Linked DNA regions of Mus musculus: regions 1 and 3 are each linked to region 2. A link is a loop called in an ENCODE intact Hi-C map of the cell type or tissue named here. Cell type or tissue: left cerebral cortex. All regions are shown on one strand. Links, peaks and the distances in the headings refer to the core of each region. The heading gives the core; the rest is flanking DNA.

What was found. A loop is a pair of places that touch in the nucleus more often than their neighbours do. Peaks named below come from ENCODE experiments on the same cell type or tissue, not always from the same donor. Only the 100,000 strongest peaks of a DNase experiment are listed, where the experiment ranks them.
Region 1: it touches region 2 in a loop (2.4-fold over the local background); 5 of 42 quality-filtered maps call a loop at or near these places.
Region 3: it touches region 2 in a loop (2.3-fold over the local background); 6 of 42 quality-filtered maps call a loop at or near these places.

The regions. Positions count from the first base shown.
Region 1 is chr17:23,197,196-23,203,174 of GRCm38, reverse strand. No RefSeq gene overlaps it. Among named protein-coding and RNA genes, the nearest start is that of Zfp40, 7.0 kb to the right of the region's middle. In left cerebral cortex, for the core only: a CTCF peak has its summit at 3,119 (motif pointing right); a DNase peak (open chromatin) is centred at 3,096.
Region 2 is chr17:22,813,290-22,819,268 of GRCm38, reverse strand. It overlaps the pseudogene Gm16386. Among named protein-coding and RNA genes, the nearest start is that of Zfp945, 51 kb to the left of the region's middle. In left cerebral cortex, for the core only: no CTCF peak of the experiment used is centred there; DNase peaks (open chromatin) are centred at 1,482 and 2,620; H3K4me3 peaks cover 1,455 bases; H3K27ac peaks cover 803 bases.
Region 3 is chr17:22,732,469-22,738,447 of GRCm38, reverse strand. It overlaps the pseudogene Gm5224. Among named protein-coding and RNA genes, the nearest start is that of Gm5493, 4.5 kb to the left of the region's middle. In left cerebral cortex, for the core only: no CTCF peak of the experiment used is centred there; DNase peaks (open chromatin) are centred at 1,891 and 3,513.

The sequences.
Region 1 (5,979 bases), core at 1,047-5,046, 380 kb before region 2:
CTCAACAGAGGAATGGATACAGAAAATGTGGTACATCTACACAATGGAGTACTACTCAGCTATTAAAAAGAATGAATTTATGAAATTCCTAGCCAAATGGATGGTCCTGGAGGGCATCATCCTGAGTGAGGTAACACATTCACAAAGGAACTCACACAATATGTACTCACTGATAAGTGGATATTAGCCCCAAACCTAGGATACCCAAGATATAAAATACAATTTGCTAAACACATGAAACTCAAGAAGAATGAAGACTGAAGTGTGGACACTATGCCCCTCCTTAGAATTGGGAACAAAACACCCATGGAAGGAGCTACAGAGACAAAGTTTGGAGCTGAGATGAAAGGATGGACCATGTAGAGACTGCCATATCCAGGGATCCACCCCATAATCAGCATCCAAACGCTGACACCATTGCATACACTAGCAAGATTTTATCGAAAGGACCCAGATGTAGCTGTCTCTTGTGAGACTATGCCAGGGCCTAGCAAACACAGAAGTGGATGCTCACAGTCAGCTAATGGATGGATCACAGGGCTCCCAATGGAGGAGCTAGAGAAAGTACCCAAGGAGCTAAAGGGATCTGCAACCCTATAGGTGGAACAACAGTATGAACTAACCAGTACCCCGGAGCTCTTGTCTCTAGCTGCATATGTATCAAAAGATGGCCTAGTCGGCCATCACTGGAAAGAGAGGCCCATTGGACACACAAACTTTATATGCCCCAGTACAGGGGAGCGCCAGGGCCAAAAAGGGGGAGTGGGTGGGTAGGGGAGTGGGGGTGGGTGGGTATGGGGGACTTTTGGTATAGCATTGGAAATGTAAATGAGCTAAATACCTAATAAAAATTGAAAAAAAAGATATTAAAAGGGGGGAGATGTTGGAGCTATTAAGACAACTCTATTGTCTTGATCTTCGAATTGGGCCTCTCCCCCTGAGAAGAAAAGCGGGGGGGTCAAAAGCGGGCCACCGAACCACCATTCTGAGAACAACCACAGAAAGTTCCAGCTCTAAGTCAGCACCAGATGTCCTGACCACAAGATGTACCCTGATACCACCAAGTTTCTGCTTCCCCATGTAGTTGCCAAAAGAAAAATTTCCAGTGCCCCATCCCTCCTGCTGAGAAGTACTTCCTCCTTTGCTTGTGCATTTAAGCCTTGAGCCTTGCTGAATACAGAGAGTCCTTGATGCTACTCAGACTGCTTCCGTGTTGTTCTTGCACTTGGTTTCCATCTCTCCCTCCCCCCATGTGGTTCTTAGGAGAAGGTCCCCTTGAGTCCCTTGAATAACTGGACCTGCTGGACGGGTCATTACTCCAGTTCCATGGGATTCAAATCCTTTTCTAGCTTCTGTAGGCACTGCACTTACAAGTTGCATAAGCACATATGCCGGCAAAACATTCCTTGTAAAAATTATTTTCTGGGAGCATTCTCTCTCTCTCTGTCTCTTCCTCCCTCCTTCTCTCCCTCCTTCCCTCCCTCAACCTCTCTCTCTCTCTCTCTCTCTCTCTCTCTCTCTCTCTCTCTCTGTGTGTGTGTGTGTGTGTGTGTGTGTGCATCTCCTGTAACTGGTTCACCAAGATCTTTTTAGCTTCTTTATTCTTGCAGGAATTCATTTAAATTATATTTTAAAGCATATTAAATTATCAAATCTGGGGAAATAGGGAGATGACTGAATTGATAAATTCCCTGCTGTCAAAACATGAGAACTGGAGTTTTGGAGTTGTGATCTGAAGAAACCACAAATTCACACACACACAAAAAAAATCACTTTGTAATCTCAGAATTTCTCTGAGGCAGAACAGAGCTTCCTGAAGCAAGCTAGCCAGCTAGACTAGCTGAATTGATGACCTTAGGCTTAATTGAGTCTATGCCTTACTAAAGCAGAGAATGATTGATAAAGCATCTTAATTAATTTCAAGGCTTTCACATTCATATATAGGCATGTGTACTGTCGCGTCCGCTCTCGACCAGCAAGAACGACACGACCACCAGTCCTTCTAACAGCAGTTTATTCAGTCCTGATTCTTCTTGTTTATATCTCCCCCGAACCCTGGGCCTCTCACTCCTTTTATACTCTCATCCACGCACAGCAGGCCACGCCTCCTCACCAGGCACGCAGCTTCAGCTAATCAGGGCAGCAGGGGCATATCTCCATCAAACTGGATTCACCGGTATCCTGGTGCACCTGCGCAGCTCTCAAGATGTTTGTGGCTTATATGAGGAAGTCAGGTGCAAGTCATACGACTTAGCTACAGTCCCTGGGACTGCCGCCACACCCGCTCCTAACAGTGTACACTCAAATGAACACACATATACCTTCCCACACATGTGAAAATGCATGCAAATAAACATAGGCACTACGTACACAGGTAACAAAATTGCTTTTAGTCATTTCCATTTTCCTATTTATATTTGTGTATGTGTGTGTGTTCATATGCACATGTGGTATGCATGTGTGCACACGTGTTTTTGTATATGTGTGGAACTGTGCACACACACTCCAGAGACCAGTTCAGTGGTGCTGGTGTACATGATCCTTGTACCTAGGAACAACCATGAGAAATTGAGAAATGGGAGTTGGCAAAGCACTCAGTAGATCAAAAATCAGTGAGAGTGACACAGGGATGCATTGGTGTGCATCACATCAATCTCCTCAGTCATCATTTCTGCAGCTTAGCACCTGTGCAGTTCCTTCCTGTTCTCAAATGGCAATGTTCATATTTCTTCACCTTGACTTCTGGAAAACAATAATTAAATCTAAATTGCTTTTATTTCATTCTTTCTCTGAACATGTCCTGTTTCCACAAATCAAAGGCCTTGTTTGAAAAGATTAGATTGTTTTTGGCAAGATAGCCATTTTTACTATATTGGTCCTGCCAATCCATGAGCATGGGACATCTTTCCATCTTCTGAGATCTTCTTTAAATTCTTTCTTCAGAGATTTGAAGTTCTTATCATACAGATACCCAAGATATAAGATACAATTTGCTTACCCTGATTTTCCCCCAAGTCTAAACAGGATGCAAGACAGTCAGACTGGCTCTACCAACTGAGATTGGTGTGCAAATGCAGCAGGCAAAGGCAGGATAGTCCAAAAGTGAACTGCAATTTCCCGAGCTGAACAGCAGAGGGAGACAGAGGTAAAAGCTCTGGATCAGGAAACAAGATAATTTTCAGATACTTGAATTTATGAAATTCCTAGGCAAATGGATGTACTTGAAGGGCATCATCTTGACTGAGGTAACCCAATCACAAAAGAACTCACACAATATGTACTCACTGATAAGTGGATATTAGCCCAGAAACTTAGAATACCCAACATATAAGATACAATTTGCTAAACGCATGAAACTCAAGAAGTACGAAGACCAAAGTGTGGACACTTTGCCCCTTCTTAGAATTGGGAACAAAACACCCATGGAAGGAGTTACAGAGACAAAGTTTGGAGCTGAGACAAAAGGCTGGACCAACTAGAGACTGCCATATCCGGGGATCCATCCCATAATCAGCTTCCAAACGCTAACACCATTGCATACACTAGCAAGATTTTGCTGAAAGGACCCAGATATATATCTGTCTCTTGTGAGACTATGCCCAGGCCTAGCAAACACAGAAGTAGATGCTCACAGTCAGCTAATGGATGGATCACAGGGCTCCCAATGGAGGAGCTAGAGAAAGTACCCAAGGAGCTAAAGGGATCTGCAACCCTAGAGGTGGAACAACATTATGAACTAACCAGTACTCCCCCCCCCCCCCAGAGCTCATGTCTCTAGCTGCATGTGTAGCAGAAGATGGCCTAGTCAGCCATCAGTGGAAAGAGAGGCCCATTGGTCTTGCAAACTTTATATGCCTCAGTACAGGGAAATGCCAGGGCCAAGAAGTGGGAGTGGGTGGGCGGAGGAGTGGGTGGGGAGCATGTGGGGGACTTTTGGGATAGCATTGGAAATGTAAATGACATAAATACCTAATTAAAAAAAGAAAAGATTAGATTGTCACTAAAGGGTTTCATTAAGGCATTTTATGCATGTCATACTTTGTTCTTATTCACCCTGCTATGACAGTGAATGAATGCCCCATTCCCAAGACAACTGCTTGTTCCTTCCCCACACTCCTGTCCTTTCTACTTTCACGTATTCTGTTACCAACTCTCTTTCCTCCTCACCTCTAAAGCTCTCTCTGTCCTCTTCCTAGACTCACTTCTTACTGCCCCCTACAATTCTCCATATGTGAAAAAAGCAGGCAAAATTCTTTTTGAACCTAGCTTATTTCACTTTGCTCCATGATCTCCAGTTCGGTACGTGTTCCTTCTAGAGTCATGATTTTATTCCTGTTCGTGAATTTATAGTCTATTATGTATTTGTATTAATTCTTTTTTGTTGTTGTTCAAAATTTTATAGGTATGCAGTTACTAATCTGTCAAGACTGATGCCTAGGATGTATGAAGAACTTTTAAAATTAGCATTAAGAAAATAAGGAGACCCATGAAAAATTGGGCTGTGGAACTAAATAAAAAATTTTCAAAATAATAAAGACTTGTGCTTACCATCACTAGGCATCATTTTATCCATTGTATCATGCTGATTTTCATACAAACATGTTGTTTCAAACATCCTACATGCTTTGCCTACATTTTCTACTCTCGTTATAAATGGCTTTATCTATCTCTGGAGAATCCTATGATATGAAAAAAATTCCTGTAATATTTCTCTATCTGCATATGATCCATTAACATAATGACAATTTCCTTAAATTTTTTTCTTGCTAGGCTCTCTTCTGGGTCATTTTATGATTGCCTTTATTTGGAAAGGGGGAAATATTATTGTACTGTTTGTATTTTAATGCACATAGAGCATGCTATGACAATATGGAAGCTGTTTCATTTGGGGCATTGCTATGTTTCAGAAAGTAGGGGATTTTTTGACAAATTTCTTAGGTTCTATGGAACCATTAGTAATTGTTGGGGGGAGTATTGAGGAAATTTCTTTTCTCGTTTATGTCACCGTGGATATATTACCTTATCCTTAGCTAGAGAGAGACTAAGCTAGCTAGTCTCTAAGAAACTAAATATTATTTCTAAGTAGATATTGGGACAACACCAATGTCTGCCATCTTAAACGGTAGCTCCTAATACAACAAAATTAGAAATCTGAGGCTTGGGTTGGTGAGATGGCTCAATGAGTAAAGTAGCACCTGCTACTAAGCCTGATGTCTTGACTTCCATTTCCCCACACTCAAACAGTAGAAAGGGTCCACCAACTCTCAGATTTGACCTCTGATCTCCACACATGTACCATGTGCCTATACATATACGTAAGCATATACCAATAAAGTAAATATAAAGTTTATATATACATATATGTGTATATATATATATGTATATATATATATACACACACATATATGTGTGTGTATAAGCATATATAAAGGGTATATTTATGTATGTAAAGTATATATAATATATATGAAGTATGCATATATACAAGTATATACTTATGCATAGTAAATGTTATATAAAGTATATATTTATATTACATTATGTTTATTTATATGTATATACATGTATATAAAGTATATATTTTTGTAAATATATATTTGTATATATATTTATAAGTCTACATAGCTCACATATGATATTTATTTATATAGAAGCCTTCAGTTTTATTTTAAAAATATAACAAATCTCTGGCCAATTAGTTACACATTTGTTTTAAAAAAATCATGAGGTAATGAAGATTGACTGGCATGCCTTTAAAAGATATGTTTGAGTGTTTCTGTGGATGGACTTTAAGTGCTTTAGGGTGATTTGGGATGTGTAGGAACCATTGTTTTTGCAGCTGCCTTTTTTTTCCCTTGCAGCCAGAGTTAACTAAGCAAAATGTTAATTCTGAGCACCTTGCCTGTAGTATAGTAAGATTCTTACTGTCAGCCGGGCGTGGTGGCGCACGCCTTTAATCCCAGCACCCGGGAGGCAGAG
Region 2 (5,979 bases), core at 1,057-5,056:
CAAAGAATAGCTGTGGAGACTGAGGAAAACATATGGACTAAGAGTCTTAGAATAATGGCCACGTTGGCTGGCTAATTGGAGTTAAAAGCAGCCCAGATAAAACATGGGAAAATATAACAAGATTAATATCTGTGAAATAGACTTAATAATATCATAGAGAATAGATAACTTCCCAGCTCTGGTGCTGATAATGCTTATTATAAAGATTATGAGTTCTTTTATCCAGGAAGTTTATCCAGAAAGTGAATAATCAAAGGCTGGGTAGAAACTAAGGTTGGGATTAAATATTTTGCACAACACTATGCAAGCAACTGAAAGACTTTCATGATAAAACCCCCAGTCTTTGAAGAAATAAATTGAAGAAGATATTTAAACTTGAAGGGATCTTCCGTGCTCATGAATCAGGAGGATTAACACAGTAAAAATGTCCATCCTACCCAAAGAAATTTATACATTCAACACATTCTTTATCCAAATTCCAGCCTGTATGTTATAGGCAAGAGGGATAAAGTGATGTGCCAGGCACAAATGCCCTTTCCCTTGAAAATTCATGCAGCTCTATGCCCATTTTCTTTACCATCCTGATCCTGACTGTGAATCCCCTGTGCGTAGAACTTTATATGTTGTAAACTCATGGCATAATCTTATTTTTCTGGCTATCAAAATTTCTGTGCTATCATTGTATTTTCTCTTACATGAATTGGGACTTATGCTGGTGCTCTCTTCCATATTATGATTGATAGACTATTTACACAAAAATATTCTTGAAAAACTATTATCTATTCTATCTAACATTATCTATTCTCTTTGCTATGGTGGCCAGGACAATGCTGCTGAGTTTGACTTTATCCATGCTTTCCCCACTGCCCTGTTCTACTCGTTGCACTTTCTATAGTCACCTTTGTCCCGGAGCTCCACATCTCCCCTCTCATCATTCTCTGTCCCAAATCTTTTAATCCACATTTACTTATGATTAGTCCTTCTCATACTTCATGTATATTTTGAGTCAGGTTTTCGGAGGGAGCCAGGCTTTTTTAAATTTATTTTTAGTATTTTGTGTTGGGAATGGAAGAAAGGAAAACGGAATTTAGGGTGTTGGTTATATTTTGCTGTGCGGTTTTTAGCCCAGGAAGCTTGTATTTCAAGCTAAAAAGTGAGGCTGCCTATCTATTATCTGAGAGGTTTAGAACTATCAGATATTAGGGTGCAGCATCCTTCCAGGACAACCTGACAGCTGAAGCAGCGTGGCTGGAAGCCTGAGACGAAGTGGAAGGAACCAGAATCCCCGAGGCAGGGGTAGGGGAGTCCGGGTGGGGGGGGGGGGTGTTACTGGAACGACCGGGAAAGTGACAGCGAAAAGAAAGAATCTGGGTGGACTCTACAAAAACAATTAAGTGCTGATAGTCTTCAAAGGAGTTACGTCACCGGAACCCGGGTATGGTGGGCGGGTCTAAGAGAGCTGCTCCAAAGACTGACAAAGATTTCCTGCCAGGAGTGACAGGAAAATCCTCAATTCACTTCCTACGTGAATGCATTACGCGGTAACCGTAACCGTGGGCTGGTTTCCCAGAGAGAACCCGTGTCCTAGATCTCTCTGGACCCCGGGAAACTCTCCTCAGACCGGGTTTCCTAGCTGTGGGCCTGGGAGAGTCGGCAGTGAGCAGCCCAGCGGTGGGCACCGCAGCCCGGCGTCCCTGGAACTTCCCAGGTCAGAGGAGCTGCGGGGCAGGAGCGGAGAGGGGTGTGTGCAGCTGCTTAAGGAAGCAGCTCTCAGTGATTCTATTGTGGATATCTTACAGTTGTGGGGCAGTTTGAGATCTTATGAACTGCAGTTTATAGTGTTCTTTTTATTTATCTTACACTTACCGGAATAATCAGTCATAAAGTAACACGTTAAAAATCTGGTAATTTAGATCTGCTGTTTGTTTTCGTGTCAGTTATAAAGCTCCAAGACAATAAATTCATTCATGCTTTCTTACTCCTTTCTTTTACTAACTGGTTATTCAAGAGAATGCCTTTGGCTCCTGTTAACAGGTATCCACATAGATAACTTTGTGTACAATAATTATATGAGGAAATAGTGCAGTTTTTATTGAACCAGAAAATTTACTTCAGTGAGCAAAACTGTTATTGCTGTAAACATTAACATTCATAGGCAGAATTTTTTTTAGTGGCCATGATTTTTTTCATCTGGGTTGTATGCAGTTTAGATGTAAGTAAAGCCTTTAGAAATGCATCTTCATATGGTGAGTTTTTAATGTTATACCTTAGTTCCAGGCAAGCCCAGTATTGCTATGTGAGTATATCAGACCACACCATTTAAGTAGAAAACCCTCTATAGATTAAAATAAAGTGTTAGAAAGCATCTTTTGAATAATTATGATATTTCACCTTTATAGGAAATTTGTCTCCTTGGTTGAAGAAAAGCATTCTGCCCTAACATATGTGGCCAAACAATTGTTTGGGTTTTTTGTTTGTTTGTTTGGTTGGTTGGTTTTTTAATTTCATGGTTTGTTAACATTTAGTGCTGTGACTGTACACTTCTCGTAGGAGGAGTGGGAATGCCTAGACCCTGCTGACAGGGCTTTTTGCAGAGATCTCCCTTTGGACAAGTGCAGCAGTCTGGTTTCTGTGGGTGACAATGGTTTTCTTGCAGTCTCCCCAGCTCCTCCCCAGGATTCCTGATAGAATGACTCTGCTTGTGTCTGAGCTGTGTGTGAGTGAGCCTCACATCTTACAGAGTACATTCAAATCCTTACAGGAAAGGAGACATTTTTAGTTGTGATATTTTCTCTTTCCTTTATATTTATCTTTGGAAGTGTCATGTATTTTCCTTCTATGAAAAGTTCTGGGTGCTTTTTGAAGAATCTCTTTCCCATACACAGGTGTCCCACTCCTCAGCCAGTTCTGCTCACCTGTGAGTCTGAACCAAGAGCCCTGGATGGTGAAGAGAAGAAGCTGTAGCAAAGGATCCAGGTATGGTAGAGGAATTAAGGAAGGAATGTTGAGGGGCTCAATTCACAGTAGAAAGAAAGAGGACATGAAATTGGTTTGGCCAGATTCTATTTCATTCCAAATGTTTCTAGATAATTGTACGAGAATAATGTCAGAATGTTCCCTTGATAGGTATTAGAAGACTCTCTTTGTGAGAATTAATACACAGAGGCAAATGTAATTTAATTTGGTTTTGTATGTGAGGGATGCTGTCTACCTCCCACTCACATCCACTGATCACATCTTCTTACCAATATTAAATATTTTCATTATTATATTTTTAATATACTGTTTTGTCAGAACAATTGATGCCTCCTAGTTTTTCCTGCTCTTAGACTTTTAGAGCAGTTTGCATTTCCTTTGTGTTCTCTATCAGTCGTGCTTAATTTCTCCATTTCCTAATATAATGCTCACAGAATGTTGATATTTGTTTGCTTAATATCTCTGCATAGTATTAAACTCTGTCTATATTACCTTCCCATTGATATCTACTCTTAGTCTTCCTATCCTCAATGCTTTGCACTGCTATAGTTTTAATATCTTTTGAAGTCACCCTTCCATTTGACGCTTTTGTCCTAGTTTTTAAAATTCTTTTTGGTTTCTCAATGTTTCAAAATGTTAGTATGATTTTGGTATTTTGAATCTTAAAAACATTCTGTAATATTTCTTCACATGTTTGAATGAGAACATGCTTGCAGTGACTCAATATTCATGTCTTTTATGTGCTCTTCTGTCTTGTATTAATGTCAGAATTCCAGGTTCTTAGAGAAGACATTTTTTAAACTGTAATCTTTACTAGGCTTGAAGACTTTTACATTGTTGTTACTACTGATTTTTTAGACATATTGTTTAGGTAGTCTTGGCAGTTCTGAAACTCTTTGTAGATAAGGCTTCTCTTGAACATAGAGATCTGCTGCCCTAGTCTGTTGAGTGCTGCTGGAATAGAAGGCTTGCATCACCAACCCAAGGTGACGTTTTTCATGGCCACATTGGAGAGTAGTGTATGACATTTGAGAATATTGTGCTTCTTCTGCTGTTATATGCCTGGTTTTCTGTTGGCATCTTACTCATTACTGCCTCTTTGTGCTATTCATGGTCGCCTTTCTCAAAGGTGGACTTTGTTTATTTAGTTATTTTCTTTCTTTTATTCTATTTTCCCTTTTTTTAATTAGATATTTTATTTGTTTAGATTTCAAATGTTATCCCCTTTCCCTGTTTCCCCTCTGCAAACCCTGTATTCTATCCCCCTTACCCTGCTTCTATGAGGGTGCTCCCATACCCACATACCCACCCACTCCTGCCTCACCATCCTAACATGCCTGTACATTGGGGCATCCAGCCTTCACAGGACCAAGGGACTCCCCTCCCATTGATGCTAAACAAGGCCCTTTCAGCTCCTTCAGTCCTTCCCCTAACTCCTGGGGTCCCTGCACACAGTCTAATAGTTGGCTGCAAGCATCCACATCTGTATTGGTCAGGATCTGGCAGAGCCTGTCAGGAGACAGCTGTATTAGGCTCCTGTCAGCAAGCACTTCTTGGCATCTGCAGGTGGAATGGATCCCCAGGTGGGTCAGTCTCTGGATGGCTTTTCTTTCCGTCTCTGTTCCACTCTTTGTCCCTTTATTTCCTTTAGACAGGAGTAATTCTGGGTGAAAATTTTGCAGGTGGGTAGGTGGCCCCATCCCTCAACCGAGGTGGGAGGGCATGACTAACCACTGGATATGGTCTCTACAGGTCAGCTAATATCATCCCCATGGGGTCCTGGGAAGTCCTTGCTGTCCTGGCTTTTGAGACTTTTTGGTGCTACTCCTAGTTCCCCATCCCCCATTGCTACATACCTCTGTTCAATTTCCTCTACACTGGGGCACCCAGCCATCACAGGTCCAAGGGCCTCCCTCCCATTGATGCTAAATAAGGCCCTTTCAGCTCCTTCAGACCTTCCCCTAACTCCTGGGGTCCCTGTGCACAGTCTAATGGTTGGCTGCAAGCATCCACATCTGTATTGGTCAGGATCTGGCAGAGCCTGTCTGTACATCTCTTCCATCTCCTCCCATACCTGATTCTTCCCCTCTTTTCCCCTCCCCCTTCTCTTTTCCTCCCAAGTCCCTCCAACCTTCTACTTCCCTTGATCATATTGTTCCCCCTTCTAAGTAGAACTGAAATATCCATTCTTTGGTCTTCCTTCCTCTTGAGCTTCATGTGGTCCATGTCTAGTGGGTATTCCATGCTCTTTGCCTAATTTACACTTATTAGTGAGTACATACCATGTGTGTTTTTTGTGACTGAGTTACCTCACTCAAGGTGATATTTTCTAGATCCATCCATTTGCCTGCGAATTTCATGAAGTCATTGTTTTTTAATAGCTAAGTAGTACTCCATTGTGTAAATGTACCACATTTTCTGTATCCATCCCTCTGGTGAGGGGCATGTGGGCTGTTTCATGCTTCTGGCTATTATAAATATGGCTGCTATGAACACAGTGGAGCATGTGCCCTTATTACATGTTGGAGAATCTTCTGGATATATGCCCAAGAGTGGTATAGCTGGGTCCTCAGGTAATAATACTGTGTCCAATTTTCTGAGGAACTGCCAGACTGATTTCCACAGTGGTTGTACCAGCTTGCAATCCCACGAGCAATGGAGGAGTGTTCCTCTTTCTCCACATCCTTGCCAGCATCTGCTGTCACCTGAGGTTTTGATCTTAGCCATTCTGACTGGTGTGAGGTGGAATCTCAGGGTTGTTTTGATTTGCATTTCCATGATGACTAAGGATGATGAACATTTCCTTAGGTGCTTCTATTAAGGAATAGTGACTGTTGCTTCCTGTTATTTTTGTTGTTAGAGGTGGAACTATGTGTGGCTATCTTCTTTTGGGTTTGTTAAAAGAAGATTACTTTCTTGCTTTTTCTAGTGCCAAGATTCCCTCCTTATGTTGGAATTTTCCATCTATTATCCTTTATAGGGCTGGATTTGTGAAAAGATACT
Region 3 (5,979 bases), core at 1,047-5,046, 81 kb after region 2:
AAAGAGGACATGGAATTGGTTTCGACAGATCCTATTTCATTTCAATTGTTTTTAGATAATTGCACTGAGACTAATATCATAATATTCCCTTTGTATGTAGTAGAATACTCTCTATGTGAGAATTAATACCCAGAGCCAAAGATAATTTAATTTGCTTTTGTATGTGAGGGATGCTGTCCCATTCACATCACTGGCCATATCTTCTTACCAATGTTAAATGTTTTCCTCGTTATCATTTTAATATATTGTTTAGTCAAAACACAAGATGCTTCTTAGTTTTTTTTCTGCTCTTAGAGTTTTGGAGCGTTTTGTAGTTCCTTTAAGTTTTCTTACGATTAATTTCTCCATTTCCTAAAATAATGCCAGCAGGATTTTAATAAGATTTGTTTAATGTCTCTGCTAGTATTAAACTCTGACTATATTACCTTCCCTTTGATCTCTGCTGTCGTCTGTCTTCCTGTCAGCTCTCAATGTTTTGCACTGCTGTAGTTTTAATATATTTTTAAATCACCCTTCAGTTTGATCCTTCTGTCATAATTTTTAAAATTCTTTTTGGTTTCTCATTTTATGAATTTTCAGAGGAATTTCTCTGTATTTCAAAATGTCAGTATGATTTTGGTATTTCAAATATTAAAAACATTCTTTTATATTTCTTCACATGTTTGAGTGAGAACATGCTAGCAGTAACTCAGTATTCATGTCTTTTATGTCTCTTCTTTTATTTATGTCAGCATTCCAGGGTCTTAGGGAAGACATTTTTTAAACTGTAATCTTTATTAGGTGTGAAGACTTTTATGTTGTTGTTACTGTTGATTTTTGAGCCACATTGTCTAGGTTGTCCTGGCCGTTCTGGAACTCTTTCTAAATAAGGCTCCCCTTTAACTGAGAGAGATCCACTGCCCCAGCATCTCTAGTGCTGGGATAAAAGGCTTGTACCACCTGGCCTTGACGACTTGTTGTGACATGCCCACACTGGTGAATGCTGCTTGAAGTCTGAGAAGATTGTGCATCTTCTGCTGTTGTATGGATGATTTTCTGGAGGTGTGCTACTCATTACTAGTGCTCTGTGCCGCTCATGGTCATCTTTCTCAATGGTGGACATTGAACTTTATCTGCTTCGACTTCCGTCTGCTTCCTATAGGTCTGTCAATGAGTGCTTCATGTATTTTGAAACTTTTGTTCAAATGTTGATATTCTTTGTTTTGCTTCTCTTCTTACCTGCTATAATTGTGGCCAACCCTCTTGACAGCAAATCCTTAAAAACTTCCTTGAGTCTTAGCAATTGTGTGTGTGTGTGTGTATATATACATACATATATATATATATATATATATATATATATATATATATATATATATATATATATATATGTATATATGTACAACATGGTTGGGACATTGAAGAAACTATACAGTGATGTTCCACTTGGTCCCCTTCCTACATGGACTTCTGATTAAGGATGACAACATGAGAAAATGGAGCAAAACCACGAAAATTATGTACAATTACAAATGAGAGTCAAGGAGTTTGGGGAACAGGGAGACCAGGAGTCCTGCTCTCTCCACTCCTTCCTCACCAGCCTATTTCTACCCAGTCTGCATGATGGCTGAGACCTGGGCAGTGGCCAGTCAGGAGAAGAGCATATCTACATGTCTTCCCCCTAATGCACATACAAACTCAGCAGACACCCTAAGAGCACACTGCAATCTGTAAAGTGGAGAAAGACTGCACCATCTTGCTCTTTTGAGCCGTTCTCACTCTGGCCCTCTCTGCCCATGACGAGCAGGTGGCATTCAGTAAGATCCAGGCCGAACTAGTGATGACACAGCAAGACAGGCTACTGCCTCCCTTCCTGCACCTTCTTTCCAGCCTCCACCAGTGAATCATCTGCTAAGGAGCAGCTGTTCCAGCTGGCAGTAGCTCTAAGCTCTGGGAACCAGCTCCCTTCATCCCTCTTCCTCCATGTCTAACATACAACCAGTGTCTGATTACACTTCACACAAGATGCCACATCAGTGGGCCTGTCTCCTCAGGCCCATCCGTTCTGCCAGAACAGGTTTGTAGCAGCTAGGGTCAACAGCAGACCCAGGAAAGTGGGCAGAGTCAAGACACAGCCAGGGCCAGCCTTTTCAGGTCTGTTCTCTTTCTCTCTCAAAAAGGCTATGATACCTATGAGACTGTTGTTGGAAGCTGTGGCCCTTAAATCTCAAACTCTCTCTCATCCCATATAGTACTTCTGGCTTTACAAAGCTGAGGCTCAGCCACGGGCCTGCCTCAATTTTGGTTTTATGATGACCAGAAGGGTATGGCAGGTGTAGGACTTTAGAGTCAGAGTTAGCCTACACGAGTTTCTGTCTATTTACAGATGAGGAACAGGATCAATCCAGAGAGGCTACAGACCTGGCCAAGCTCGCAAATCAGTGCTGTTGAGCATGACAAGAACTACAGCCCAAGTATTTCAAAAAGCAACATGCTGGAAGAGAAAAGATACCATTTTCTTTAGCTAATGTCTGATAAACTTTACACTCCTTTAGAAGCACGGCAACTGTTGGAGGAACACAGCAGAGGGGTTAAGTAGGTCATATAGTTTTAAGCAAGCAAATCCCCTCTCCTTTGAAGGTACCCTAAACACCCATGATGGGAACACAAAGAACAGAGGCCTAAGGGACAAGACACTTAGAAGCACAGAGAGCATCTCCTTCACTCTGCCTTTCCCAGCATGTCAATTCAGCTTTGGGACACTGAACCTGTGACACTGCTCTACGACAGCCTGTCTAAGGACTTGCACCTCCAGCAGGAGAACTTGTATCTTCCACATTTCTCACCACAGGAAAAGCTGTAGCACTCTGCACTCCTAGTCTTTCCTATTCTTGGGTCTCTACTGGTCCATCATGAGAGTGTACAAGTTTCAATTTACCCAAAGAAATGAACTCAGAGCCCTTCTTCAACCTAAGCCCCAGCAGAATGTCTCCCCTAGATGGCAAGCTGAGCTCTGACTAGGTGCTCATTCCCTGCCTACAATATATAACAGTCCAGTGGGTGAGGAAGGGGAAGAGAGGGGCCCAGGTTACCCCGCAAGCTTGCTGGTAACAAGTGAGGACTTTCTCTGGGGCAAGTCCTGTGGGTTGGGGCTGTGGTCACCAGTCACCAGGTTTTTATCTGCTCCTGCACTCGGCAGCTGCTTGTTCTTCATCTTGGCTTTGGCCATGTTGTAGTCTCCTGAGTCAAAGTACTTTGGAGAAAAACATGCAGTAGACCCTCTATAGACTTCATCCATGGTGCCACAGTATAAGGGTGTCCCATACCTCTCTCTGGAGTCTCTTCATGAGGAAGTTGGAGCCTCCAGGCTTTTGTCCTAGGCTTGAATATTTGGCCGTTAGCTTTGCCTCCTCAGCTTTCTCAGGGAGAATCCCTTCTTTCTCTTGTGTATCTTGCTTCTCCTCCCCGGTCTCCTCCGCAGGGTTTTCTTCTTGTTTCTGGGACATGGCAGAACCGGGACTGTGTAATGCAGGGCCTGGGAGATCAGCCAGAAAAGGGAAGGGGGAGGGGAAACGGGGACAACCTTAGCTGCTGCTCTGGCTCCTGTCACTATGGTTGCTCAGTCAAAATGGCCAGATCTTAGCAATTTGTATTCTTTTTTTTATTTCTTATTTTTATATAGTTGGTGGCTTTGTAATGAGCCATAGTGACAGCCTCAGAGACATTGGTGGCTGTGGAGACGTGAAACATTTTGTCAGGTTGTTTTTAAATTAATTATTTTATTTATATTTCAAATGTTGTCCCCCTTCCCAATCTCTCCTCTATGAACCGCCCACCCCAGCTTCCTTCCTCTTTGCCTCTTAGAGAGTGCTCACCCACCCACTGCTGTCTCACCCCCTTCTCTGGGCATCAAGCCTCCACAGAACCAAAATCCTCCCTTCCCCTCCCCCCACTAATGTCACATAAGATAGTCCTCTGCTACATATGTAGAAGGAGCCATTTATACTTTTTAGTTGGTGGTTTAGTCCCTGGGAGTTCCTTGGGGTTCTGATTAGTTAATGCTGTTGTTCCTCCTAATAGGTTGCAGTCTCCTTCAGCACCTTCTTTCCTTCCCCTAACTCTTCTATTGGGGTCCTCAGGCTCAATCCACTGGCTGGCTATAAGTATCTGCATCTGTCTTAGTCAGGTATGGGCAGAGCCTCTCAGAGCACATTCATACCAGGCTCCTGTCTGCAAGCATACCTTGGCATCAGCAGTAGTGTCTGCATACAGGTTTGGTGTCTGCAGATGGAATGGTTCCCAAGGTGGGACAGTCTCTGGATGGCCTTTCCTTCAGCCTCTGCGCTCTATCTATCTATATCTATATCTATATCTATATCTATATCTATATCTATATCTATATCTATATCTATATCTATATCTATATCTATATCTATATCTATATCTATATCTATATCTATCTATCTATCTATCTATCTATCTATCTATCTATCTATCTATCTATCTATATAATCTCCCTGTGTTTCCTTTAGACAGGATCAACTCTGGGTTAAAAATTTTGAGATGGATGGGTAACCCCATCCCTCAACTGGGGGCCATGTCTATCTAATGGAGGTGGTCTCTTCACTTTGTATCTCCTCACTGTTAGGCATTTCAGCTACTGTCTTCCCCATTGGCTCTTGGAAGGCTCTCACATCCCAAGAGAAAGTACCAGGTCTCTTCCCCACCCACCACTGCTACATATTTCTATTGATTCTCCTGACCCTCTGGATTTCTCTCATATCTATTCCCATACCTGATCCTTTCCCCACCCACCATTTTTTTTCCTCTCTCCCCCTCCCAGTCAGGTCCCTCCCTATCTCTGACTCTTGTGATTATGTTGTTCCCCCTTCTAAGTGGGATTGAAGAATCCACGCTTTGGTCTTCCTTTTTGTTAAGCTTTATATGGTCTGTGAGTTGTATCATGGATATTATGAGTTTTGGGGCGAATATCCACTTATCAGTGATTGTATACCATATATGTCCTTTTGGGTCTGGGTTACCTCACTCAGGATGATATTTTCTAGTTCCATCCATTTGCCTGCAAAATTTTATTAGCTGAGTAGTATCCCATTGTGTAAATGTACCACATTTTCTGTTGAGGAACATCTGGGTTGTTTCTAGCTTGTGGCTATTATAAATAAGGCTGGTATGAACATAGTGGAGCATATGTCCTTGTGATATAGTGGAGCATCTTTTGGATATATGCCCAGGAGTGGTATAGCTGAGTCTTCAGGTATAACTATTTCCACTTTTCTGAGGAGCCACCAGATTGATTTTGAAAGTGGTTGTACCTGCTTGCAATCCTACCAGCAATGGAGGTGTGTTCCTCTTTCCCCAAATCCTTGCCAACATGTACTGTTGTTTGAGTTTAAGATCTTAGCCATTCTGTTTAGTGTAAGGTCATTTTGATTTGCATTTCCCTGATGATTAAGGATGTTGAACATTTCTTTAAGTGCTTCTCAGACATTTTGTTGAGAATCCTGTTTAGCTCTGTACCCCATTTTATTAATTGGCTTTAGTTTTTTGGGAGTCTAACTTCTTGAGTTCTTTATATATGAAGCATTATGTCATCCTTTTAATAGCAGGGTAATACTCTTTTGTGTAAATGTACCATATTTTCTTTCTTTATTCTTCTTTTGAAGATTATGCAGGTTGATTCCAGTCTCTGGCTATATGGATAAAGATACAGTGAACATGGTCCTTGGGTAGGTTGGTGTGTCCTTTGGGTATATGCCCTAGAGTGGTATGGATGGATCTTGAAGTAGTTTGGTTACCATCAATTTGAGGAACTGCCACAATGATTTCCTTAGTTTTTGTAGAAGATCTCACTCCCTCCAACAACGGAGGAGTGTTTCTATTGCTCCATATCCTCTCCAGCATGAGCTTTTATTGTATTACTAATCTTTGCCTATTTTGACAAGTACAAAATCGGTTCTCAAAGTGATTTTGATTTTCCTG